2 separate regions of the Homo sapiens genome follow, and region 1 is linked to region 2. The links are chromatin loops, found by intact Hi-C in ENCODE. Cell type or tissue: adrenal gland. All regions are shown on one strand. Each heading gives the region's core, and the rest is flanking DNA. Links, peaks and the distances in the headings are about the cores only. Region 1 overlaps LOC107987121 (a long non-coding RNA gene). Region 2 has its middle 84 kb from the start of TNFSF8.

Region 1 (5,375 bases), core at 243-5,242, 350 kb after region 2:
GAACTGACACATCTATAACATTGATTCTTCCTAACCACCAACCAATGTCTTTTCATTTGTTCAAACCTACTTTGTTGGCTTTCAGGACTATTTTCAAGAGTTCTTTATATTAATTTTGCAAATTTCTTATTAACTTTACTCCTAGGTATTTTATCTTTTGTTGCTATTGTAAATGAAGTTTTCTCTCTCACTATTGTTGTAGTTAGTTATTGCTTGCGTATAATAACACTATTGAGTTCAGTATGCTAATTGTATGCCTTGCTTCCCTTCTGAATTCTTTCATTGTTTGAGTAGTTTTGTTTTTGCTTTCCGATGGTTTACCAGTAATACTATTATGTAATCTGCAAGTAGAAATACTTTAACTTCTTCTTCTTCTAATTTTTATGTCTCCAATTTACCTTTTCTGATTGCAATGGTTAATGCCACCGCTACAATGTTAAAGTCAGTAGATATCTGTGCTTCGTTCCTGATTTTAAATAGCTCCAGTATTTGCAAATTAAGGAAGAAGTTGGGTTTAGGACAAAGGCATAGAGGTAGAGATAAAGAGAGAGAGAGAGAGTGCCATTTTATCATATTAATATAATATCCATCAATTCCCTCTTTTTTCTTTTTTCAGCATCTATAAAAAAAATCACAATTTCTTTACTCATATCGAATCAAACTTCCATTCCACAGATAAATTTCACCTGATCATGATTTATTATCTTCATACTGTGAGGTTGGATTCTGTTCACTAATATTTTATTAAGAATTTTTGTATCAGTATTGGTAGGTAACGTTGCCTTGTAATTTTCTTTTTGATTATCCCTATCACATGCGGTTATCAATATACACTTGCTTCACAAAAAGAATTTGGAAGTTTTATTTTATATGCTCTAGAACAATTTATGTAGTACTGTAACTGGTCTTTAAAAGCTTGGTGAAACTCTCCTTGTGCAACCTTCTGGACCTGTTGCCTGTTTGGGGGAGGGTAGTTTCTTAATAAATTTCTTCTACAGAAATTGATAGTTTCTATCTTTAATGCAGTCAATTTAATAAACTATTTTCCCAGAAAACTATCTACTTCATAGTTTTTCAAACTTTTTTACATAAAAGTATATTATGGACTCTAAAGATTTTTAAAATTTCTTTTGTTTCAACAATTTTTCCCCCTTATTCTTTCTAATTTTATATATTTTTGCTTTCTCCTTTTTTTCCTGATTAAGCTACACAGTATTTCTATTTTGTTAATTTTTTTCAAAAAAAGATTTTGATTAATTAGATCTGCTTTTTAATACTCTAGTAAATTCTGCTTTTAATCTTATACTTTCTTTTCCTTACTTTGTTGCTCTTTTTCCAGCTTTAAGAATTGGGAAATTATTTCATTCTTTTATTTTCTTGATACAAGTGTTTAAACACAGTGGTAGACAGAATAATGACCCCACTGCAAAAGATTAAAGTTGAAGATACAATTAAGGTTGCTAATCAGTGACCTTGAGATAATTCACAATTACCTGGGTGGGCCCCATCTAATCACATTGGGAGAATCTGCAGCCCACTCTGGGGCATGTTTCTGCCACAACAGCACAGAGGCCAGGACAGGAGAGGAGGTGGCAGCAGTCGGGAATTCACCAACATCCCCTTCCTGGGGAGAAGGAACTAAATTGTCATATGACTTGCTTGGCCAATGAAAACATAACAGATAGGACACTAACAGGGGCTTAGAAATGTGTTTTCACAGTGGGGCTTGCTGTGTCTTCCTCTAGCAGCCCCAGAAGAAGAACACACCTGGCTAGCCTACTAACCCAAAAGGGGTAAGAGACATGTGAGGCAGAACCACTCCAGCCGACCTGATAGGCACAGTGGACATTACAGCATGGTGGACAAAGGAATGGACTGCTGGAGAGGGGCTCAGCATATGTCCTCCCTCCTCCCTGCCTTTGTGGTTCAGTCCAAACCCCACTGTCCCCAACATTCCCCGGTTCCCCCACTCTGTGACATCACAGACAGCCTCCTGTCCACTCTGCCAGCTGCAGGTGAATGAGACTCATAGGTTAGACCTAAGGGTAAGAGGGCGTAATTTTTCTGTACTAAAACAGAAAATGTCCCCGCCACTCCTGGACACCTATTCACTTTGCTACAAGAAGCACCCCTTATTTGCCTTGACCCCACTGTTTCTCTGTCTCTGGGTCTCAGTCTCCCCCACTGTGCTGAAAGACTCCTGAGGGCTCCCCTAGCTCCAGACGACTTCCTGTTTGACTTCATTGATCTTTCTTATTCTGATCAAGGTGCTGTGGGGTCCCTAGAGACCTGAAACTCACAGCCCAGTGGGGACAGCCCAAGGGCCCTTTTCTTTGGCTCCTGCTTCCCTCTAGAGGCGGACACTGGTAATGCAAGAAACACCACACCCACCCCTACTCTGTCCCAGCCAGCATCTCAGTGATATTAAACGCCTACTGTGTACCGCATACCCTGCAAAGCACTTGACATCTTTATGTCACCAAATCCTTACAACGGCATTCTGCGGGTAGGTTTCACCATACCACTGCACAGACTGGAAAACTGAGGTTCAAGGAAGCTAAACGGCCCGAAATTACACAGCAAGGTGCAACAGGAATTAAGAACTGAAGTCCATCTAAGTAAAAAAGGAGTGTGCTCTTAACTGTTATGCTGTTCTGCCAGGCTTCAGATGGAGCCTTTCCATTTAAAAACCACTTACCATCAACTCTTGGAGATCAAGGTGGTTCTGAACATCTCATTCTGGAATTGTATAGACGGAATAAAATCTGGCTTCAGATAAAACTACATTAAAATCCCAGCTGTTCCTCTTGGCTGCCACAGCTGAGCAAGTCACCTTTCTTAGGCTCAATTCCCTCCATCTGGAAAATCAGACAAAGTCCTGCCTTGCAAGGTGGAGAGGAAAATGAAATGAGCTCAGCAATGTCAAAGGACCTGCCCAAATGCTCAATGAATGTCAGTGTTCTGTTTCTATTCCCATAACTTTCTGACATTAAAGAAAAAAAAAAGCCTGTTCATGGAAGGGAGAACAGGGTGAAGGATTGAGCGTACCATTGTCCAACAGTCAGACAATGTTCCTGTATTTATTCAATCAGTATGGAGAGCATACGCGTTCTGCACACAGCCCGGTGCTGCATCCTGGGACCCGAAGGTGGGCTGGACCCACCCCTGCCTCCTCGAGAGTGAGGCTCTGTTGCTCTTGTCCACGGCAGTATCCCCAGCACCACAGTCAGTGCTTGGCACCAGTAGGTCCTCAAAAAGTATATGCTGAACAAATTTTTTTAATCACTGATTTTTTGTAGGCAAATAAACAGGCAGTGAAAATACAGTCCATTCAACAAATATTACTGAGCATCCACTGTGGTTTAGGCAGACACTGGAATGACAGTCAGGTCCAGGACACAGGGAAGCCCAGGGGACAAGGGAACCATAAAGGAAATGCCTCAATTCATCCCAGGTTTAAGAGATGGCTTCCTGGCTGGGTATGGTGGCTCACACCTGTAACCCCAGCAACTTGGGAGACAGAGGCGGGCAGATCACTTGAGATCGGGAATTCAAGACCAGCCTGACCAACATGGCACAACTCTGTCTCTACTAAAAATACAAAAATTAGCTGGGTGTGATGGTGTGCACCTATAATCCCAGCTACTCAGGAGGCTGAGGCAAAAGAATCGCTTAAGCCCAAAGGGTGGAGGATGGTTGAAGTGAGCCAAGATCGCACCACTGCACTCCAGCCTGGGTGATACAGTGAGACTCTGTCTCAAAAAAAAAAAAAAAAAAAGGAATGGCTTCTTGAAGGAAGTGACACCTGAGCTGTCTTCAAGTGTGATGAGGAGAGGACATGGAGGGGCAGGTTTCAGCTTGTGCAGAGGCACAGGGATGGAACAGTAAGAAAAAGTCTGGAGCACAGCCAGCAGCTCCTATGGCCGAAGAGTAGTGACTGAGTTGGAATGAACGGAGCTGGCAAAGTCGACAGGGGCAGATCCTCAGACAAGTTCGAGCAGCAGAACAGGGGAGCCACTGAGGGGTTAAGGCAGAGGAGGAGTGACCTAACAGGATTTGCACCAGGGGCAGATCTTCTGGTTGCAGATGAGCCACCAGAGAGGCTAGTGGGAAAGCAGTGGTCAGGATCCAAAGGCAGGAGGCGCTAGTGGTGAGGGCAATGGCAACGGAGGGTGGCTGACAATGGAGATATTTATGGGATAGATTCAAAAGGCCTTGATGAATGTGAGCGGAGGGGAGGTAAGGGGTGCCCCATTTCTAGCTGCAGACACAAAATGAATAGTGGTACCTGTCCCCAAAATAGGAAACATGAGAGGAGGAAAAGCAAGTTTGGGATGGAGAGGGTGGAGAAGAGAGGTGGTCCCATCAGAAGGCAGCCAAAAGCAACCCTATAAGTCATCCATAAAGCCATCCATCAGCTTGGCAGGTGGATGAGGCAGGTGGTGTCTTACTTGTTGTGACATTCCTTGCTGCTCCCCGGTGACAGCACCTGCTTGGACCCTAGACCAAAGTGAGATACATACAGGTTCATCCAACCATGCCATAAATGCTGTTAACCACCTGTCCTACACCCTGCACTGGGGACCCAGCAGTGAACACAGGAGACTCCCTGCCTTCCTGGGTTTACTAATGGGAAAGTGAGTACGTGCTCATAAATAAATTCTAGGCTACTTCTGAACATGACAAGGGCTGCAGAGAAGCATGAGGTGGGGAAGGGAAATAGAGAGTGCTGGGAGCAGGGAGGAGGCTTAAACAGAGGGAATAAACAGAGAGAATTAAATAGAGTAAATAGGCCAGAGAAGGCCTCACTAGAAAAAGTGTTCATGGCCAGGCATGGTGGCTCACGCCTGTAATCCTTGCAACTTGGGAGGCCGAGGCAGGCAGATTTCCTGAGGTCAGGAGTTTGAGACCAGCCTGGCCAACATGGTGAAACCCCGTCTCTACTAAAAACACAAAAATTAGCCGGGCATGGTGGTGCGCACCTGTAATCCCAGCTACTCAGGAGGCTAAGGAATAAGAATCGCCTGAACCCCAAAGGCAGAGGTTAGTGAGCTGAGATCGCCCCACTGCCCTCCAGCCTGGGCAATAGAGTGATACTCCATTCAAAAAAAAAAAAAAAAAGATGAAGTGTTCTTTAAGCAAAGGCTTGAAACAAGTGAGAGAATGAGTCTTGTGGATTTCTAGGGGAAGAGCGTTCCAGCAGAAATGCAAACAGTGGTGTGTTTGGTGTGGCGGGAAAGGGGTGAAGGGTAAAGTAGCAGGAGACAGTGAGGGACAAGTGGATAAATGGTTAGATTATGAGTTTTTTCAAGACAGGCCCAGGGAAAGACTTTTCTTTTATTCAACATGATACTGGAAGCCACTGGGAGGTCTGG
Region 2 (5,375 bases), core at 68-5,067:
CGTGCTCATCTCTTTCCTTCTGAAGATGGGGAAGCAGCAGTCCAGAGGAGGCTGGGGATCATCCCAGGCACCACAGCAACCAGGCAGGAGATTCTGATGAAAATCCAGGCTGCATACTCCTCTGCAGTGTGGCATGACTGTCTGTTCTCCAGAAGGAGAGACACACCTTGCAGGTTCTTCCTCACTGAGCCTCCTATGACCTGTATGCTCTCAAAACAGCTGGCTACACAGCCCAGTCCTTCCCCATTCTCAGCTTGCCCCACCCAAGCTGGTCTTCCCACCATGCCTTGCCTAAGCCCGGAAAATCCGAGAGCTCCTTGTGGGCTGTCCTCGTCGGTCTCCTTCTAAGATTCTCACTTCTCTTTTCATTTAAAAATCAGTGTTGAGCACCTCCCCGCTTATGCTCAGCACTATGTGAGTGAAACAACCACATTCCCTGCCTCCATGCAGCCTCTGTGCCCCAGAGAGGTCAGTGACAAACACATGATCAGACAAGCAAATGTGTGATTACAAACTGAGGGCTGTGCTTTGGAAGCAAATATAAAAAGCTATGAAGACGTCTAAAGGGGATCTGAGGGGGAAGGCTCTCTGAGGAACAGACATTTGAACCCAGATCCAAAGAGCAAGTAGGAGTTAACCAGGTGAAGGAAGCAGGAGAGGCAGAAGGCAAAAGGCAGGTATCTCTATAGTCCTATGGCTGTCACGCTGTGCACAGAGAAAGCCAGAGGCATAGGTGCAAAAGATGCATTGTGGAAGATGAGGTTTCAGGAGTCAGTAGGAACCCAGCCACGCAGATCTTCCTGGTCCAGAATAAAAATTTTGCTTTTTTTCTTCAGTTCAATGGAAAGCAACTGAGAAGTTTTCAGCAGGAGAGCATTGTGATCACATCTGTTTTTTTAAGCCATCTTTTTTGTTGCATTTGGATTTTGGCTGGGAGGTGCAAAGTGGGAAGAGACCTTTGAGGAGGCTACTGTAGGAATCCAGGTGAAAGGTGATAGAGCCTGGCTAAGTGTGGTGTCGTGGAGACAGAGCTATGGTTCTAAGAGATATTTAGAAAGTAAAATTCATGGGGCTTAGGGTCCCAGAGAGCTCTCTATGTCCCCACCCTTGTTCCTGAGCAGCCCTCAACTCCTATAGTGGATTTTTCCTGGATGTGGGCATCAGTTTTAATTAAGGCAGGCTAGTTAGGGATATGGGAGACTGGATTCAGGGGCCCATTAACTCCTGGAGCACTAGGTTAGGGTGGGGAAGGAATCAGGAAGCCTCCCTCAAGGTGACTGCAGCTAGAAATGAAGACCAGTGGTAAGGCCAAGGGGAGGCTTGTGGATGGACACAAGGGATGACAGTGTGGGGAGCAGAGGTGAGGATGGAGGTAGACCCTTGCCTTGAAGGCTTGGCGTCCTGGAGCCCAGCTGAGAGTTGCCAAGGGTTTTCAGCCCCAGATGGCATCATCAACATTGCTCTTTAGAAAGCCTGCTTCCTCACTAGAGATGCATGTGCCCCTGGCCACCTGTGCCCCCCAGCCTCAATGGGGTACCAGGGGTGCCCTGCATGTGCCTGCTGCCCAGGTTTGGGCTGGCAGGACATATAAGCAACCAGCAGAGGGCTCACTCCCCTCATCCTCCTCCCTCCCTAGGGAACTCCCAGAGGAATTACAATCTCTGTAAAGGAAGTAGAAAAAGGCTTTCTTGAGAATTGTTTCAATCCCACCAGGATGTAACATGGATTTCAACATTTTACAGGAAAATAAAACCACACACATGCAGTCAAAATAAGCAGCTCCGACTGGGCGCAGTACCTCACGCCTGTAATCCCAGCACTTTGGGAGGCTGGGGTGGGCGGATCATTTGAGGTCAGGAGTTCGAGACCAGTCTGGCCAACATGGTGAAACCCCATCTCTACTAAAAATACAAAAATTAGCTGGGCATGGTGGCGCATGCCTGTAATCCCAGCTACTCAGGAGGGTGAGGCAGGAGAATCGCTTGAACCCAAGAGGCAGAGGTTGCAGTGAGCCGAGATAGCACCACTGCACTCCAACCTGGGCAACAGAACGAGACTCTGTCAAGAAAAAAAAAAAAAAAAACAGCTCCCACATTTGCCTAGCACATTTGCCCAGCACATTTGCAATTACAGGTTAAGAAATTGTTTCTCAGAGTAGTGAAATGACTTCCCCCAAGTTCACTCAGCCTCCAAGTGTCAAAGCTGGGTTCTCTGACTCCTTGAGTCACAATGCCTTAAGGAACATCCTTCTGCACAATTATTCTTTCATTCACTCTTCCAATTAGGACACTTGGAGCACCTGCCATTTACTGGTTCCCTCATAACACTTTACAGTTTGCAAAGCCAACGTGTTTATAACAATTTCTTTACAGTCACCATCTTTTTAGTGAGAGCTGAGCTCAAATCCCATGTTTTCCAATTACTGGATCATCTTGGTCTAATTGCTTAATTCTTCTGAGCATCCATCAAAATGATCATGAAGTGTACCTACCCTGATGAGAATCTGTGATAGTTTAAAAGAGAAAACCGACAGCATCTTGCCTGGAGAAAATGCTGTCAACACAGGTTTGTCTCACTAAAAATTGAAAGGCAAACTAAACATTTGGGTAAAAATCCTCAAGTCAACCAGCAGATGGCAGCCTCCACCTGGCTTCGGGAGGGCACTAACCAGGCACTCCTGGTAGATGTGTTGAAGTGGATGGGGCTGATGTCTACCGGACTTCTTAGGCTCATAGACATCTTTAGGTAAACAACTTTGCCTTCATGCTAATCCTTCTCTCAATAAGAGGCTAGAACCCTTCCCAGAAGTGGGAAGGAACTTGGCAGGCCTCCTTTTATGTTCTTGACTCCCCATCTGCTACACAAAAACGAGCACCCTCACCCTACCACCTCACTGATCACCTCTTGCAGGTGTACACTGGGGTGGGGGGACAGGAACATGAGACACAGGGAGTTTCTGGCCTTTGTCCAGTCTCCATTCAGGTTTGGCAAGGACCACCAACCGTTGTCTAACATGTTTAATGCCTCCATTGTATCCATGTCCCATCACTCATTCACCTGATTTGACAGCACCGTATTGTTGGTTGTGAAGGCCCAACATGCACATTTTTTGTTGTTCTGTGCTTGTCCCTTTGGCTTGTTTCTGGCCCCTTAGCAAGAAGGCTTTGATCCTCCTGCCCTGACACTTAACTCACTAGCACAGGGTGAGGCACATCTAAAAATGTGGACTTGTTCCTGTTGCTGTTGCTGTTGCTGTTGTTTTCCTTTACATCTCTGAAGCCTGGTTTAGGTGATGATCCCTGTGGATTATTCTAAGCAGCTTGGGCAATGTTGAGAATAAAGTCAAGGGCCTTGTGTCCCCAGCACTTGCCTCCTAGAGCCAGTCTATGACCCCAAAGAGCTGTAGAGCGGTCCTGTAGGAACACTGAGCTGTGGTCTACTACTCCACTGCTGAACCCCTCCAATGCCGGCCTTACGGCTCAGAGGAAAGTAGCCTGAGACATCACAGTAGCCTTCAAGGCCTATATTCCCTGACCTCAACCCCCCTCTCATGATACTCTAGACACGCTGCCTCCCTGCTGTTTCAAACCCAGCAAGCGCACTCCCACAGCAAACCCTTCTCCTGGAATGCTCTTTCCTCTAACACATGCATGGCTCACTCATTTCTTTCAGCCATCTCCAATGTTATCTTCTCAGCGAGACCATCCTCATCATCCTACATAAACACACACACATCACACCTATATGTGCAAGATCACACATGCACACACAAACAACCCTCCCCATTCCCAGTACTCATAGTGCATTTTCCACCTGACACAGTACTGGCTTACCTATGTATGTGCATGCTTTCTAGGAGTCAAGCTCCATGACAGCAGGCACTTTGTATGTTTCCCCCTGCCGTGGCCCTAGCACCCAGAACAGAGCCTGTTCTATTATTTCTCAATCATTACGTGTTGACTGAATATATGACCTAAGAGGAGAATGCAGCCATCTGTAGCCTCACTTATTGTCTATTCAATTTGTTGAGTGCCAACTATATTCCCAGATCATCATTTTAAAGCTGACACAAACTCAGAAAGGAAGTGATTTTCCTGAAGCCACCAGGTAATCATTGTAGATTTGAATTCAGTTCTCACTCACCCCACACCATGACCTCAACAGATAGGAACCTAAGAATGTAATTTAAAGAAACAGCAAAGGAATTGTTCTACTAAGAACTAACAGAGGCAGCCTCTCCTAAGGAAGGACGAGTTAATGGGCAGAGATTGTTTGACAATTGAGAGATCCAGCAGGATATTTAGAGAAAAAAAAAAACCATAAATATCGGTCATTTCAAAAACAGAACCTGTTATATTTCCAACCAGAATAACTTCTCCAGAGACTTCATACGTGGTCTCTTGGAGAGCATTCTCTCAATTTAGGACAGAGGTCCTTACACTGAGAATCACCATTTCTCATGGATCAGTGGGAAAGGGGGCAAAATTAATTGACCTTTCAAGCCTTTGATTTACCATCTTTAACTAAAATAGATTACTCAGATGATGGGGGCAGAGAGCAAGGGGGAATTTCCCAGGTATGGTAGGAGCGTAGCTACACTGGATTCACTTGATTATGCTCTCAACAGCTTCTCCAATAAAGGCCTCTGTTTCCCAGTGTAAAATGAAGCTTTGCTTATCCCCAGAGGCATCGGCTTTTCATGTATTTTTCTGCCACCAGGGCTTTCTGAGTAGCCAGCAAAGAACAAGGCAGAGCAGATCTTCTGGGTGTGAAAGTGGTTTGGGAAAGAGACACAGTAGACCCAGCTCAGCAGGAGCTGAGGATCACTCTCCACCTGGACACCCTTCAGGTGAGCATCAGAGTCAGATTTGAAAATGTGTCTCCACCAAAAAGCCACATTCAAAGGTATCAAAGAGCCTTCAGCTCAGTGCTCATCTTTCTTTTGCAAGTCTCGGTTAGCTCCAGAGCAGGCTGCGGTGTTCAGCACTCCATCTCCAATGCTGCATCCCCAATGCATAGCACTTGAACATAGTAGTTGCACAATTAAGATCTCTATATTAAGAAATAAATTTATAATAGCTGCCTGGAGGTTATTGGAAAGGATTCAGAGGTCACGACCAGGCTACCAGGAAAGAAGTTTCCATTCAATTAATAGATGTGTCTTACTAATATATTTATCATCCTTAGAATGAAGCATATTTAGACCACCAGGATAGTGAGACAACCAGAAACTCCACCTCTTTAGAAAAAAAATGGAATAATAAGCAGGGACATAGTCTCTGTCTTAAAATCTCTGCACATCTGTCATGGAGAGGAGAGAACAGACATACTCTATTGTGTGACAGAGAAGAACTAGAATCTGATGATGAAATCTG

What was found. A loop is a pair of places that touch in the nucleus more often than their neighbours do. Peaks named below come from ENCODE experiments on the same cell type or tissue, not always from the same donor. Only the 100,000 strongest peaks of a DNase experiment are listed, where the experiment ranks them.
Region 1: it touches region 2 in a loop (5-fold over the local background); 72 of 110 quality-filtered maps call a loop at or near these places.

What each region holds. Positions count from the first base shown.
Region 1 is chr9:114,659,266-114,664,640 of GRCh38, reverse strand. LOC107987121 (a long non-coding RNA gene) reads right to left here. Exons shown (of 2, transcript XR_007061744.1): 2 at 3,261-5,375. Among named protein-coding and RNA genes, the nearest start is that of TEX53, 4.1 kb to the right of the region's middle. In adrenal gland, for the core only: CTCF peaks have their summits at 2,171 and 2,371 (motif pointing left); a DNase peak (open chromatin) is centred at 2,340.
Region 2 is chr9:115,011,450-115,016,824 of GRCh38, reverse strand. No RefSeq gene overlaps it. Among named protein-coding and RNA genes, the nearest start is that of TNFSF8, 84 kb to the right of the region's middle. RefSeq lists an enhancer at 2,545-2,734. In adrenal gland, for the core only: CTCF peaks have their summits at 1,580 (motif pointing right), 2,427 and 2,629 (motif pointing right); a DNase peak (open chromatin) is centred at 2,824.